Linked DNA regions of Mus musculus: region 1 is linked to region 2. Evidence: chromatin loops called from intact Hi-C (ENCODE). Cell type or tissue: heart. All regions are shown on one strand.

Region 1 (8,000 bases), 220 kb after region 2:
ACTCTATCTTGAAATAAAAGTTTTTTTTAAAAAGCTAAAGATGTAGGTCTGTTGTGAAGAATCAGCCTAGATTCTCCCAGGGAGGGGCTGGGGGCGTGGCTCAGTGGTAGAGCCCCTGCCTAGATTCCCCCAGGGAGGGGCTGGGGGCGTGGCTCAGTGGTAGAGCCCCTGCCTAGAATCCCCCAGGGAGGGGCTGGGGGCGTGGCTCAGTGGTAGAGCCCCTGCCTAGAATCCCCCAGGGAGGGGCTGGGGGTGTGGCTCAGTGGTACAGTATCTGCAAAGCCCCAGATGTATCCCCAGGACTGTAGAAGAAAGAAACAAAACAAAGGGGCTAAAAGTTACCTGAATGGCTACTGAGGGTCTCTGCACAAATCACTGATGTTCTTAGAGCCACATAGAACCTGAACACTCTGCCCCTCCAGCTAGAGGGACATGGGAAGAGCAGCATCCCACCACAACTTTGCCCAAATGACTCTCCTGGGTGCCCCTCCGCCTACAGCGAGCTGGGCACCCAGCGGGCATCAGAGTTTGTCAGTGATCTTGGTCAAGGGCACCCAGCCATGCTCTGAGAATAGTTTTGTAAAAAAGCTCATTTTATCCTTTCTACGCTGTCTAGAGAGGTGGCCGAGCACTTGAAGACGGCTGGATTTCTGGAATGTTCAAGCAACTGGCTAATGAATGGATGTCAGCCCATGACTGGCATTCCTTGCCTTTGCCATATCAGTGCATGTGTTGTGTTAACTTGAGGGGATGAGCAGTGCAGAGAATCTGGGGCCATGTACCCTTTGTAGGTGCGTGGAGCCTTTGTAGCACATGTGGGGCAAGCTAGCGCACTGAGTTCAAGAGACCAAAAACTGGGGCACGAAGCAGGTCCTTGGCCCAGCAGCCTGAGGCCTATTCCAGCTCCAGCAAGTCTTCCCTCTATACCTCTCCTGGATCCTCACAGGAAACCTCTCCTGCTGGCTCCAGCCTCTTTCCCAGTCCTGGAATTAATAAAGCTCCAAGCAGACTGTGGTTTGCAAGTCTGCGAGCCAGTTCCTGCCCGCGTCACTACTCCAAGAGGAGAGGGGCCCAGCTCCCCACCAGCACCCCTGCTTCCCTCCACCCAGGACTTGGAGCCTCAAGCCGTGCCCATGTCATGGTCTCTGTCCCCATTAAGGGCTGAGTTAGGGACTTTGGGAACCTCGTAATCAGTTTACCCAGGGTATCCCCAAAATCAACACAGTACATAAGAGCTATGCCCATGCTGTGCCGTTTCTAGATGGTTTATGTTCTCTCTCTCTCTCTCTCTCTCATATTTTAATTTCTCCTCATGTTTTAGTTTGGGTTTTTTTTTAGGTGTGTGTGTGTGTGTGTGTGTGTGTGTGTGTGTGTGTCTCATGGAGCCCAGTCTGGCTTCAGATTCACTACGTAACACAGATGACTTTGGACTTCTGTTTCTTCTGCCTCTGCCTCCCAAGTGCTGAGATTCCAAGAATGCACCACTATACCCATGTCTTTTGCTCTATAAGATCAGGTATTGCAAAGCAGCCCAAGCTAACCTGGAGCATGCTATTTAACTCAGGCTGGTATCACTCTATCCTCCAGTCATGAAGATGGTTCAGGGAGTAAAGGAAGCTTCCTGGAGAGCCTGATGACCTGAGTTCAAGTCCCAGGACCCGCTTGGAGGGAGCAGTGAGCCCATTCCTGCAAGCTCCTCTGATCCCCACATGCATGCCATGGCACATACACACACAATGGAACTGAACACTACGACCTCCTGCTCCCGCCGCACAAGCGCCGTGCCAAGCTCTGAGATGATCCTCCTATCATGTCTCCCTTTTCCAAAATTCTGGTGATGTCTTGGGTGGTAGATCATGGGATGGGGGAAATTGTCTAAGATCTCAGACTGACACAGTAGAGGCTCTGTTGAGCCAGACAGCTACACCACAAACGGGGGCAGAGATTGTAGACCTAGCTTCAGCCATGATACTGTTGGTACCAAATGGATACAGAACACTTCTGGGCTCAGGGTAGAAACGTGTGCCCAAGCTTTCCTTGTCTTTGTGCTGAGTTTCCTAGTTAAGGATAGCTGGCATCAGCAAACAGATGAGACAAGCGAGCTCTACAGAGGTACACAATTATCCCAATGCTCAGGAGGCTGAGTCAGGAGGCTCTGGGGTTCAAGGCCAGCCTGGGTTATATAGTGAGACTGTGAGCATCTTGGAAGAAATGGAGGAAGAGAGGAACGGGAGAGAGGGAAAAAGAAGTAAGGAAAGAGAGAAGGGAGGGGAAAGGAGACAGAAGGAGAAAGGCAGGAAGGAAGGAAGAAAGGAAGGAAGGAAGGAAGGAAGGAAGGAAGGAAGGAAGGAAGGAAGGAAGGGGGAAGAATGAAGAGGAAGACATAGGAGGGGGAGAAAGGAAAGAGTAAAGGGAATTATGGGGAAGAAATAGAAGGAAGGAGAGAGGAAATGAAGGAGGATAGAAAGAAGAGAGAAGGAGGAAGAGGAAGAAAAGTAGGAGAGGGAGAAGAGGAAAAAGAGGAGGAGGAGGAAATGAAGGAGAAGAAAAGAAGAAGGAGGAGGAGGAGAAAGAGAAGGAGGAGGAGGAGGAGAAGGAGGAGAAGAAGAAGGAGAAGGAGAAGGAGAAGGAGAAGGAGGAGGAGGAGGAGGAGGAGGAGGAGGAGGAGGAGGAGAAGAAGAAGAAGAAGAAGAAGAAGAAGAAGAAGAAGAAGAAGAAGAAGAAGAAGAAGAAGAAGAAGAAGAAGAAGAAGAAGAAGAAGAAGAAGAAGAAGAAGAAGAAGAAGAAGAAACACAAGAGCACCAAGACAAGAGAACCAAAAATTAGCCCAGGTCCACCTAAGCCACCTGCCTTTGATCTCCCACCCCCACCTCCGCCAATGCTGTCATCTCTGCAGACTCCTCTATGCCCTGTACTGTATAAGACATCTGATAAGACATCTTTAACTCACCCCTCTGCACCACCCCCTACAAGAGAAAGACTCTAGGACCTATGGCCTAGACTTTTTCTTCTAACCAACTATGACCTGTATACAGCAAGCAACCATCTCCCTCTCCTGTCCTACAGTACTCCACATACACTCAGGAGTCTGAGAATGACATAATCTTTCTCTGACCTACACTTCACATTCCTTAAAGCCTTACAGGATCTCCATATGCTCAGGGACAGGGTGGCCAGGGCACTGATCGCAAGCTTTCCTGGAGGGCTCTCTGCTGGTTCAGCATAGGCTGCCCCCTTCTGGCCAGTAGAGGAATAGCATCATCAAGCCTTCCCAGAGCCTCCAAGAGAATCAGTTTCCAGATGCAAGTGAGAGCATTGGACAGGTGGTGAACAAGCAAGAAGGAGAATACTGAGTTAATAGTCACCTGCACAGAGCTCCCACCTCCATGTTCCCTACCAGGCACCTAAGACCCAGTATGACCTCTGTTGGACACTGTGCCTTGCTCAGGGGCGGTGCAAAGCTGTGCTCGTGGCCCTTACAGAACCAACCAACACCTTATGCAAGGATCATCTTTGAGCCCTAGGGAGACACTAAATACATGGCTCTCACTCCCAAGCCACTCGCCTGACCTCAGCCCCTTGGTCTCTGCAACCATAGACCCATAGATCCAACACCCTTTCCCAGGCTTCAAACAGATGGCTAAGACCTGTCTCAACCATGATGAACTAGATCGTATGTCAAGGTCTCTAATCTGTTCCTAAAATGCCCCCACGGTACCATGTCTATCCTATTCTCTCTCCCAGACAATTCTGCTCGCAGACCTTGAACTCTATAGGCAGACTCCCTTAGCCCCATCAACCTACCTAACCCAGTTTTGGGTAAAGCCTGTCTCTAGCCAGGCTTGGGGGTGTTGGGGTGTCTGCAGGACCAGGGTGGGAGCTGAGGCGCGGGACAGCTGGCCTGTGTCCCCACACTGGGCCTGGGGCCCAGGCAGAGGGGCGGGGGCCTGGCTACTCCAGCCTTGGCTAGGGCTGGGATTTTTTGGCCGGGCTGCCTGGGCCCTCCCTCCTGCTTCCTCTCCAGAGGGCTGTCCTGGCAAAGGCCCCCCTTGCACTTTCTGGCGGGAACAGGGCCAGGAGCAAGCAAACAGCTACAGAGGGAAAGCGGGAAAGCGATGGGGGGGGGGGGGGGCAGAGCACGCGCGCGTCAGTGTGTGTGTGTGTGTGTGTGTGTGTGTGTGTGTGTGTGTGTGTGTGCAGGAAAATAGACCCATAGTCGAGGCAGATTCAGCCTAGGAGGCTTGCAAGTCTGGCCTTTCGTAATTGCCCCCTCCCCCGCGGCCCCCTCCCCCAGCTCCCCCTCCTCCCGCCCTCCTCTCACCCGCCCTCTCTCCCTCCCTCCTTCCCTCACAGCAGCCTACCAGGCAGCAATTACGCTTTGGGGATAAAACGAGGCGCTGAGAGCAGGCTGGGGCAGTCCTCCCCGAGATGGCGGGTCTGACAGCGGTAGTCCCGCAGCCTGGCGTCTTGCTGATCCTCTTGCTCAACCTCCTCCATCCCGCGCAGCCTGGAGGTAAGGGGCCCCTCGCCGGTCCCACGCTGCCCCTCGCTGGTCCCACGCTGTCCACAATCTGCGGGACCCTGCCGGCCAGGTGGCAAGACTGATGGGGAATCCCGGAGATGGATGAGCCCTTCAGCTCCAGATCCCCCCTCCTCGAGACAGGGAGGGTTCTGGGAACTGTCTCCTCTTGGGAGCCAGCTCCGTGTTAGGGGTCCTGTCAAAGCTACACTCCCGCCAGTCAGGATGGTCCCTACCTCCTGTCCAAGCTCGAAGGGGTCCTCTGAGTCACCTGAGTACTTTCCAGTGGTGGTGGCAGTTTGCATACCTGTGCACACCTGTGTACATACCAGCCTGGGGAGAGACAATCCTGGTTTGTCTTTGCTTGGAGATGTTCGGATTCTGTGTGTGTGTGTGTGTGTGTGTGTGTGTGTGTGTGTGTGTGTGTGTATGCGCCCGTGTGTGTTTCATACTATGTTGCACAGGTGTCAGTGTGAGGTTCTAGCCAAGCATGTCCCTGAAGGAAATGTGTCTGGGATGGTATGAAGGTCTGTTCACAAGTCCGTTCCTAGACAGATGGAGGTACAGGGAGGCAAACCGTGAAGTTGTGTGATGGGATCTGCCAAAGTCCAACACCCAGCTGGGCGTGGTGAGCCACACCTGTGACCCCCAACATGTAAGTTCAAAGCCAACCAGACCCCGTCTCAAGAGCAACCAGGAGGGTTGAGGACGTCCCTGTTGATGGAAGGCATGCTAAACATTCTCAAAGCTCTGAGTAAACTAGGTGGGCGTGGTGACACATACCTGTGTGGTGGTCATCGGAGGATCAGGAATTCAAGACATCATTGGCTACCTAGTGAGCCATTTGGGTTCTATCAGGCTGTCTTAAAAAAAAAATGTCCTAAAGACGTCTGGTGCCCAGGTGTAGGACGTCACTGTGTGTGTGTGAGCGTGAGCGAGTCCATGCCTGTATGAGGGTTTGCTGAGATGGAATACAGGCCAGAGCGTGAGCTGGGGAAAGTGCCCATCTCCTGGCAATCAGGACATGGCTGGTATCAGAGGCTGAGCCTCAAGGTATCCTTTTGGTCATCTGATATGTATCCTGACCGGGCATGTTGGGTTATGGGGAGGAAGGAGTCTGCTCCCAGATGAAAGGTGCATCCAGCTGTGGGGAAAGAGGTGTGAACCTATGAACCATCTGCTGGGGTCTGGTTTCCCTAAGAGACCTCATTGTTGTGGGAACCTGAACTTGGACTGGGGACAGGAGGCTACAGGGCGGGGTTGGACAGGGCTGTGGTCAGAGACTGAATAAGAACAGCATCTGTCCCATGAGACTTACTTGCTGGGGGCTAGGAGCCCACTGTAGAACAAGAGTTCCAGGGCTGGAACGAGACTGAGGTTTGTGGGTACCAACGGGAGGACCCATTAAAGAGCAGTGTCTCTGGGTCACCTGACCCTCCTGCCCCAGATGTGGTCTCGTAACATTTGCCCACCCTTCTCCCTGGATGGTTATACTAGTTCATCATAAAGAAACTGTTTATCTTTACAAATAGGGAAGCTGAAGTTAGGCATGAAAAACCACACCTGACACAGGATGCTATCGAGTCGAGGGCAGCCTGAGCTATAGTGAGATCTTGTCTCAGTATCATCTACAAGCAGGCTAGAGGCGTGGCTCGCCTAGGAGAGTTCTCATTTGCACACTCGGAGCTCTGCATTCTATCCCCAGCACCACATTAAACCAGAGGTGGTGGCTCATGCCTGTGGTCCCAGCTCTCAGGAGGAGGAAGCAGAAAAGTTAGGAGTTCAAGGTCATGCTTAACTGTATAGGGAGTTCAAGGCTAGCCTAGGCTACATAACCCAGTTCTTGAAAGGTACAGAATTAGAGTCTGGGATAGGCTAAAGCTGTCCCTGGAAGCTAATATCAACTAGCTTTCTGCCCTGGGGGGAGGTGCCAGGGAATATTAGGAAGATACAGCCCTGGGGCGGAGTCTTCCTTTAAGGACAGAACAATCCCTCCTCCCTTGCAGCCTGGGTGATATCACTCCATATTCAGTTGCCATTATTCCCTATGACGAGAAACCTAAACTCTGTCCCAGGTGGTCAGAGTCACCGGGTTCAAGTAAGAGGCATGTGAATTGATGCCTTTCAGGATCTGTTCAGACTCCACTGAAGTCCAAAGAGGTCAGAGTCCTGGGAGGAGTTGGCCACTGGTCACATATACCTAGTCCCCCACCTGTCTGATCCTAGTGATCCCTTGTCACTGACGGAGGTAGTAATAGCATTTCCTTTGAATACTGGCTTGCTTCAGCCTCTATGCTAAAAGGGTTGTATGAGCCAGGTATGGTGGCCCAGAAACTGTGCTACAGAGTAAGTTCCAAGGCAGCCTCTGCTATGTAGTAAGACCCTACCCACCCACCCCCAACCCAAAAGAAAGTAAAAGGTCACCAGAAGAAAAAGAAAATCAGGCATGGTAGCATGCCTGTCTGTTGCCTGTTTTAGCATTTTGGAGATGTAGAGACAGGAGGATTGGGAGTTTAAGGCCATCATCTATGTAGTGAATTGTAGGCTAGCCTGGGCTACATGAAACTCCTTCTTCAAAAAAGTGTGTGTTGAGGGAGGGGCACATTAGACATAAAACTAAGTTCAATGCTCTCCCTGACACCAGACATGTTTTTAATATCCCTCCTGTCATTTATTCCCTGAAGGTTTATCTCAGCAGATTTCAACCCCGATGAACATGCCGGTCGCCTGGGTCAATGCTGTGACCCACGAGCTCTTCCTTTATTTGATCTGCGGAGGCTCTTGACTGAGGGAGTTGGGTTTTAACAGCTCCCCAGGTGCCTCTGATGCACAGCCAAAGAGTTAGTCCCTTGATCCAGCTCTGTGTGTCTTGTTGGAGCAAGGAACAGTCCGCCCACCCACGGGAGCACGGGTAGCTTTTGAAAAGTGCCTGGCAGCCTGCTCTGTGCACGAAACAAACAGCTCGGTGAGGCTTTATCTGCTCAATCCAGGCTGCCCCACTGGACTCTCGCTTGGCCCCGCGCTCCCTGTGATCTTTGAACCTCCTGGCAGCAAATCCGAGGTCAAATGTAGATACCATGCTAAGGCGCTTCATCGGGCTGACTCTAGGTTTCCTTGGCCTGCAAGAAGAAAGAAACATTCCTACTTCTTAGGGCCCAGCCCCCTAAGAATCAGCGGCGTTTGGGGACAAGGGGAGCAGTGGCCACTTGATAGCAGCTGCTGCTGAGATGATAATGTAATATGATAACGTAATATAAAATATATCCACTGAGATGACCATGGGACGTGGAAATTGTAAAGTGACAGACTCTCTTGCAATTTGCCAGGGAGCTGAGAGCCCTTGGAATTCGTTCCTATTTTTGGTTTTTCTAAGGTTTTGTTCCTTATTTATTATTGTTTATTTGTGGTGCTGGGGACTGAACCTATGGCCTTGGGGTATACTAGGCAAGTCTTCTACCTCTGAGCTGTGTGCCCAACCTCT
Region 2 (8,000 bases):
CAGTGTACTTACATTTAATAAATAAATAAATCTTTGGGAAAAAAAAAGGATTTGTGGGACCCAGGTTCGATTTCCAGCATCTACAAGATAGTTCACAACCATCTTTAACCCAGTTTCGGGGGAATCTAACAGACATGTATGTACTTGGTGCTTAACCCAGTTTCGGGGGATCTAACAGATATGTATGTACTTGGTGCATATTTATATGTAAAGTAAAATAATTAAAAAAATCTAAATGAAGCCTGGTGTGGTGGCGCACGCCTTTAATCCCAGCACTTGGGAGGCAGAGGCAGGCAGATTTCTGAGTTCGAGGCCAGCCTGGTCTACAGAGTGAGTTCTAGGACAGCCAGGGCTACACAGAGAAACCCTGTCTCGAAGCAAGCAAGCCAAATCTAAATAGAGTTCCAGTTTACATAATGGGTTTGAGGTCAGCCAGGACTATGTGAGACCCTCACCAGTCTCAAGAAAAAAATAACGGTTGAGTCTAGGCCCCTTGCATGCTAGACAAACGCTCTACCACTAGCCTATATTCCTAACCCTTTAGAGTTTTTCATTTGGAGACAGGACCTGACTACGTCTCCCAGATAAGCCTTGAACTTTTGATCTCCCTGGCTCGTCTTCCCAAGTAGCTGGTGATTATAGGCGTGAGCCATTACACCTGTACCTGTGTAATATTCTTTATCAAAAGCTAGTAAATGTTGTTATTGTCTTTCTGAGAACTAGGAACAGCTTCCAGAGGTGAACAAACAAATAGGAGAAGACAAAGAGAGCCTTAATTTGCAGCTGGATAGGCAGATGCTCAAAGAAAATGACCTGTGCTAGCATGGAGCAAGCGTGTAACCCCAGCACTTAGGAGGCAGGATCAGACATAAGGACATCAAGGTCATACTTAGCAGTGCAGTGAGTTAGAGGCCAGCCTGGGCAGCACTGAGGCCCTGTCTCAAACTAGCTATGAACCTGGAACTTCTTTGTGTTGTTGTGTTTCAAGACAGCATTTCTCTGTGTAGCCCTGGCTGTCCTAGGGACAGCCTAGTACTTGCTCTGTAGACCAGGCAGGCCTCAAATTCAGAGATCTACCTGCTCCTGAGTGCTGGGATGAAAGATGGGCGCCACCAGCACCACCACTGTTAGCATTTCCTCTAGGCTCCACCCAACAGTTACCTAGCAATGGCCAGGTAAGAGACAGGTGTATAAGGACTATAAGGACTGTTTGGGCTTCCTTTTCTCTCTCTCTCTCTCTCTCTCTCTCTCTCTCCCTCTCTCTCCCTCTCTCTCTCTCTCTCTCTCTCTCTTGTTCCTCTCTTTCTCTTCCCCTCTCCCTCCCTATCTTTTTCTTTTCTCTCCCCCCATATGTTCCTGGCCAGCCTCTTCCCTTCTCTCTCTCTCCTCTCTCTTTCTGTCCTTCTCTGTCCCTTTCTTTCTCTGCCTCTACTCCCTCTTCCAGACCCCCTTCCCAGGTCCCAAATAAACTTCCTTTTATACTAGACCTATCCTAGGGCTGACCTCAGGGGAATGCCTCATCACTGGCCCACTAAGGCACCCCTCCCGCCATATCATACCGAATTTTATAAAAATCACATCAACTACCACCTCTGCCTGGCGCAATCTGGAGTTCTAATCCTCTTGACCCTATCTGTTGGCTGCTGGGATTGCAGGTGTGCCACACCACAGTCAGCACTGCTGGGAGTGAGAGCCAGGGTCTCCTGTGTGCAGACACATCCTTAGCCCCCTTCATTTTTACTATTCCATTTTGGTTTGGTTTGGTTTTTGAAGCAGAGCCTCTCTACATAGCCCTGGCTGTCTTGGAACACTCTATGTAGACCACACTGGCTTAGGAGCACAGAGATCCACCTCCCAAGTGCTGGGATCAAAGGTGTGTGCCATTAAGCTTGGCTGATTCTTATTTTTTATTATTACTTTTGAATCTGACCACACACACACACACAAGTTGTGCACGTTGCTGGAGTGGAGCTGAGAGTTAGAGCTCTTGGCCAACAGGTGAGAAGCTCTGGGTTCAGGGTTCAAACCCCAGCATTAACAAACAAACAAACAAACAAACAAACAACAAACGGCTGGGCAGTGGTGACTTAGTTTTTTAATCCCAGCAGAGACAGGCCAGTCTCTAAGTTTGAGGCCAGCCTGGTCTACAGAGCAAGTTCCAGGATGGCCAGGGTTACACACCTGCCATGAAAAAACCCAAACCAAACTAAACCGGCAACAAAACTCAAAGGACCCCAACCATCAGCAAAGGGCAAAGCCCGAGGGCAGATCCAGGGGCATCGTGTGATATTTCACCCTCTGGATTATCACGGGTGTCACGGAGACTTCTGCGGTCGGCCGTGGCTTTCCTCTTAGGGTTCTTGGAGAGGGTCTACCTGGCTCTAATCAGTTGATGGTTCCCTCTCTCTCTGCTGCCCTAGGGCTCAGGTTTCTCCTTCCAGCTTCCTGGACCTCTTAGGGCTATTTGAGAAGTAAAACAGGTTGGGGCAGACGGGCGTGAGTTAGTGAGTGGGCCTAGTGTGGAAGCCGGGTTTTTGTTAAGTTTCCTGGTGTCTGTCCTTTACAGCAGGGTAGTGAGCACCTAGACCTCCCGCCGATTGCACTTCCTGCACATTCCCTGACCCTTGCACTTCCTGCACATTCCCTGACCCTTGCGCGTGTCTTCTGAATACTGAACCTCCTGCATGCTGCCTGCCCCACTGTGTGCTTACACTGCGTGTGCCTACTGTATGTTGCCTTCCTCCTGCTTGTGCCCTGTGCAAACTGAGTCTAAAGCAGATGGGCCTTGTTCTTGCGTGACAGGGTGTTGTATTCTCACCCAGAAAGTCCATAGTTCTGGGTGTGACCTGACTCTCCCGTGGGGGGGTACATTGGGAAGGTGCGAGGTGAGAGCGGCCAGGTCAGGGTGGAATCGGTTTTTCTCTCAGTCAAACCTGGTTGGTGCGCTACTCTGGGGTAATTCCCAGGTAGGCTCTTAGGTGTCATAGATCAGGTGAGGGAGGGGTGAGTCACACCTGCCTCCCCCTCCCCCTCGGGAGAAACTTCTCTCTCCCCAGGGCTAGGTTTCACTAAGTCGTAAACAGGCCCTGCCCAAGAGATCTTTCTTCCGGTCTCGGCCAGATCCAGTGTAACCCAGCCTGGGGGCTGCCTGGTTGCCTAGTCAAGGGAACGTCCTGGTCCCAGACTAGATCCCTGAATTCCTTGGCCCACTCTAACCCCCTTCTTCGTCCCCCTGGGCTCCTTTTTCCCCTAGCGAAATCGCAGTCTCTTTCGCTGCGGAGCTTTCATTCTCCCTGGGGAATTTCGGGGAGATGGCTTGAAGGGGTGAAGAAGCAGGGGGCTTGGTGAATGGGCCTCGTGTGAGGCCAGGGTTTTCTCCCTTTTTTAAAAGATTAATTTGGTTTCATTTATGTGAGTGTTGCCTGTATATATGTGATGTGCATAGCGTGCGTGCCTGGTGTGCTGGCAGAGGTCAGAACGTGGACTTCACATCTTCAGGAACTGTAGTCAAGAACTTTATGGGTGCTGGTGTTTCAGAGTAAGGTTAGCTGGCCCAGTTTGCTTTCAGTGGCTTTTCCTAGGTGAGCATGTGGGCGGGGCCATCCATGCCAAAGTATCCCTGTGGGCGGAGTTTCCCTGTATGTAAGTAAGCCATGTTTTTGACAATATTGCAAGCAGGCCTATCAAATCCATTAGGAGAATGTTGGCAAGGCCATCTAGTGTCTAGATGAGGCAAAGGTGAGAGTGTGGGCGGAGCTTCGGGTCCTGAAGTGAATCTATAGGTGGGGCTCTCCATCCATCTCCAGCATGTGGGCAGGGTCTCCGTCTTTTAAGGGGTGGAGCTGCTGGGCCGATACGTAATTTTACAGCCCTCCTAGTGGCTCAAACAGTTCCTCTTTCCTTTCCGCCACTAAGGCGCACACTTATCCTCAGACAGACTACATCAGGACCGGCCTGGGAGGACTCTTTGAAGCTAGGTCCTCAGGGTGGCAGTATTTCCACAAGACCAAGCAGAGGTGGTGTCGTTGTGTGCCGGGGAGCAGTGAAGTGCCTCCGCACGTGAAGGGGCTTGCAGCTAAGACCGGGTTCAGTTCCCAGAAATCACAAGGTGAAAGAAGAAAACTGCAGTAGGTTGTTTTCTGACCTCTACATGCGTGTCATGGCATGCACACCACACACACACACACACACACACACACACACACACACACACACACGCACGCGCGCTCGCGCGCGCGCAAGTGGGCCAAGCTGCAGGAACGCTCACCTCCACTAAGGGGTGTTCTTGAGCCTAGGTCCACAGCTCCCCACCAGGAATGGACAGGCCCTTCTTGCCATTCAGTCTCCTGGGACCTCATACTCCTGCCCCAGAGTGGCCTTCTCAGACTATGTCACAACTCGGCTACACTTGCTGCTCTCTCCGCAGGCTCCTAAGGTGCACTGGACCTCGTCTAGTTATCCTGCCGGTCAGCGCGAACCCGGGGCAGGACAGATTCAGATCTCCAGTATTCCACAACTGTTAATATTTTGCAAATGTAAAAAGAAACCCACCCGTAGTTCTCTACATGCGCAGTCAATTTGTAGGTGCCTTAGCAACCTGTTCTAACGCCCGGTGCCTCTCCTTCCAGTGTTGTTTGAGATTTTCAAATTTTCTATCAAACCTTGTTGGACACTTTATGGATGCAGTTCCCACTAGCAAACAGAAGAGGGCGACGCTAGCAAGAGCTATTGCAGGCTCAGGGCTAATCTAGCCGCGGAGCTAGAGATTGCTGCTGGACAGAGAGTTGAGGCTGATGTGAAAAGAGTGGCCTGGGACAGGAGGTAGTGATGCCCCGACTGGAGTTTCTTTGTTTTAAGATTTTAAATTTGCCTGGAGTAGTGGCACACACCTTTAAAGCCCCGCCATCCCACCACCACCACACACACCCTGACTCTGGGTCTCTAAGAGTTCAAGTCCAGTTTGGTCTACATAGTGAGTTCCAGATCATCCAGGTCTAAATAGTGAGATGCTGTCTCAAAATTTTTTATTTGTTTGGTGGTAGTGGTGACTAAAGCAAGGGTCTCATGAGAGCTAGGTAGGCATTCTATTGCTGAGGCATATCCCAATACCTGCCTTGCCCCTTTTTGAGACATTTCTCTGTGTAGCCTTGGCTGTCTGAGAACTCACTCTGTAGACCAGGCTGTCCTTAAACTCAGATATCCACCTGTCTCCTGAGTGTGGGGATTAAAGGCATGTGTGATCACTGCCCAGTTCCATCCCTATTTTTAAAAGACATAACCTACATTTAAATGTACTTTTGTTGTATTTTCAATTTTATAGGTATAGATGTTTTGCTTGCATTTATGTATGTATGTATGTATGTATGTATGTATGTATGTATGTATGTATTTATTGGTTTTTCAAGACAGGGTTTCTCTGTATAGCCCTGGCTGTCCTGGAACTCACTTTGTAGACCAGGCTGGCCTCTAACTGAGAAATCCCTCTGCCTCTTTGCTTGCATTTATGTCTTGCACCAGGTGGTGTGTGCCAAGGGCCCTTGGAGGACAGAAGAGGGCACTAGATCCCTTGCAACTGGAGTTAAACAGAATTGTGAGCCTCCATGTGGGTGCTGACACTTGAACCCAAGTTTTCTGAAAGAGTATCTGGTGCTCTTAATCACTAAACCATTTCTATGGCCCCTCTATCTATCTATCTATCTATCTATCTATCTATCTATCCATCCATTCATCTATTTATAAGACCCATCTTATTACATAGCTCTGGCTATCCTGGATCTCACTACGGAGACCAGGCTGGTCTCTAATTCCCAGAGCTTGGTCTGCTTCTGCCTCTCGATTGCTGGGACTAAAGGTATGTGCCACCACCGCCTGGCTCAGTTTTTAAAATGTATGTACATTTGTGTGTCCGAGGGTGGGTGCAGGACCTACAGAGATGAGACAAGATCATTGGATTCCCTAAAGCTCAAATTGCAGGTGGTTGTAAGCTGTCTGACATGAGTGCTGGGAACAAATTCAGGTCCCCTGTAAGAGCACTGTGTGGTCTTAACTGCTGAGCCATGTCTTCAGTCCCCTGAGGTCTTTCCTTGGGGCCTTGTATTTCTACTTTACTAGAAATTCCCTAGCCCAGCAACACCATCTTCCGCAGGTGTTGTATACTCTTGGTGCCTAGACATGCATGCAGGCAAAACACTCACTCATATAAAATAAAAAATATTCAGGGCTGGAGAGATGGCTCAGCGGTTAAGAGGACCGACTGCTCTTCCGAAGGTCCTGAATTCAAATCCCAGCAACCACATGGTGGCTCACAACCATCTGTAATGGGATCTAATGCCCTCTTCTGGTGTGTATGAAGACAGAGACAGTGTACTCATATATATATATAAAGTAAATCTTAAAAATAAAATGTTCTAAGCATTGGGATTGGGCATGTTTAACGGGGAGTGTGGTAGCGAAACAGAATTAAACCTGGAGGCTTACAAACATCCATCAGAAATCCAGGGATGTCCCTTTGAGGCAGTCAACTGAAGTTCCGGATACCTTAGAGGCCCAGCCAGAGTGCAATATTTCCCTGAGTAGGCAGGAGGGGGCGGGCGGGGAGAGAACACTTCCAAGTAAAAAGAAATTAGCAGCCCAAAGGGGTGACGTCATCAGGAAGTCACAGCATTCTGCAGAAACTGACAGGGAGGCTTGAGGCAGTGAGCTGGAGTTCCCCTGGGGCCGAGCTTGAGGTTTCTCTCTCTCCCACTGTAGCATTTTTCATACCTTGGGATAACCATTGGCAACAATGTTTCCTTTCCAGCCATTGTTAAAGATACTGGGTTTCAACTTTGGGGGATGATTAGCTATTGTTCCCTCTCCCTAAAGGGGCAGCGATAGACAGGGGCAAGGCACAGACATTGGAGGCCACTTGACATAAACTTGTTTTAGTCCAAAGTGAGGGCTAGTCCCGTGGCGATAGCACACGCCTTTAATCCCAGCACTTGGGAGGAAGAGACCCGCAGATTTCTGAGTTTGAGGCCAGCCTGGTCTACACAGAGAAACCCTGTCTCCAACTCCCTCATCCCTCCTCCAAAAAAGTGGTAGGTTGGCCTGCTGGTAGAGGCAGCTTCAAATTGTTGCTGCTGCTTGAGAAAAGGTCCTGAGCTTACCTTTTAGACCAGGTCGACCTCGAACTCGTAGAGATTCATTTGCCTCTGCCTTCAGAGTTCTGTTTGTTTGTTTGTTTGTTTTGTTTTGTTTTTCCGAGACAGGGTTTCTCTGTATAGCCCTGGCTGTCCTAGAACTCACTTTGTAGAACAGGCTGGCCTTGAACTCAGAAATCCGCCTGCCTCTGCCTCCCAAGTGCTGGGATTAAAGGCGTGCGCCACCACCGCCCCCCCCCCTGCCACCGCCCCCAGAGTTCTGGGTTTAAAGCTATGAACCACTGTGTCCAGCTCAGAGCCAGCTTCTAAGCGAGCTCAAATAATAAATGACAACTTTCCAGTATAAACTACTTACAATACCGGGTGTAGCTCAGTAGTAGAACACTTTCCTTCTGTACTAAAGCTCCTAAATGTAATCCCTAGGATTGCAAAACAAACAAAAAAAACAAAAAGAAAAGAAAAGAAAAAAGAAAATCAAATGAGCTGGAGCGTGGTGGCCAGGCCAACAATCCCAGCACTGGGGAGGAAGAGTGCCAACAGGACCGATGAGGGGGAGATTTTTCCACTAGGAAGGGAACAAGCAAGAGGAGGCTGTAGCCATCTGAGAACACGGGATATCAGTAAAGTCCTCCTATGTGCCTCTACTGTGTTCTGGTGTCTTTCTCCTTCTCCCTTTTATTGTTAAGGAGAGAAACAGAGTTTTGCAAAAGCTAGGCAGGTGCTCTACCACTGAGCCACGCCCCCAGCCCCTCCCTGGGGGATTCTAGGCAGGGGCTCTACCACTGAGCCACGGGCCCAGCCCCTCACTAGAGGATTCTAGGCAGGGGCTCTACCACTGAGCCATGCCCCCAGCCCCTC

The links. Peaks named below come from ENCODE experiments on the same cell type or tissue, not always from the same donor. Only the 100,000 strongest peaks of a DNase experiment are listed, where the experiment ranks them.
Region 1: it touches region 2 in a loop (5-fold over the local background); 11 of 42 quality-filtered maps call a loop at or near these places.

Annotation. Positions count from the first base shown.
Region 1 is chr5:134,743,670-134,751,669 of GRCm38, reverse strand. Eln (elastin) reads left to right here and starts at 4,347. Exons shown (of 37, transcript NM_007925.4): 1 at 4,347-4,513. The coding sequence starts at 4,429. It overlaps Gm30003 (a long non-coding RNA gene), which reads right to left and starts at 5,958. Exons shown (of 4, transcript XR_868587.3): 1 at 4,362-5,958. In heart, a CTCF peak has its summit at 3,244 (motif pointing left); DNase peaks (open chromatin) are centred at 3,329, 3,999, 4,529, 5,669 and 3 weaker places; H3K4me3 peaks cover 1,230 bases; H3K27ac peaks cover 1,398 bases; H3K27me3 peaks cover 2,083 bases.
Region 2 is chr5:134,962,399-134,970,398 of GRCm38, reverse strand. No RefSeq gene overlaps it. Among named protein-coding and RNA genes, the nearest start is that of Cldn4, 19 kb to the right of the region's middle. In heart, CTCF peaks have their summits at 3,995, 4,685 (motif pointing right) and 6,539 (motif pointing right); DNase peaks (open chromatin) are centred at 3,908, 4,372, 4,708 and 6,648; H3K4me3 peaks cover 1,242 bases; H3K27ac peaks cover 325 bases; H3K27me3 peaks cover 2,264 bases.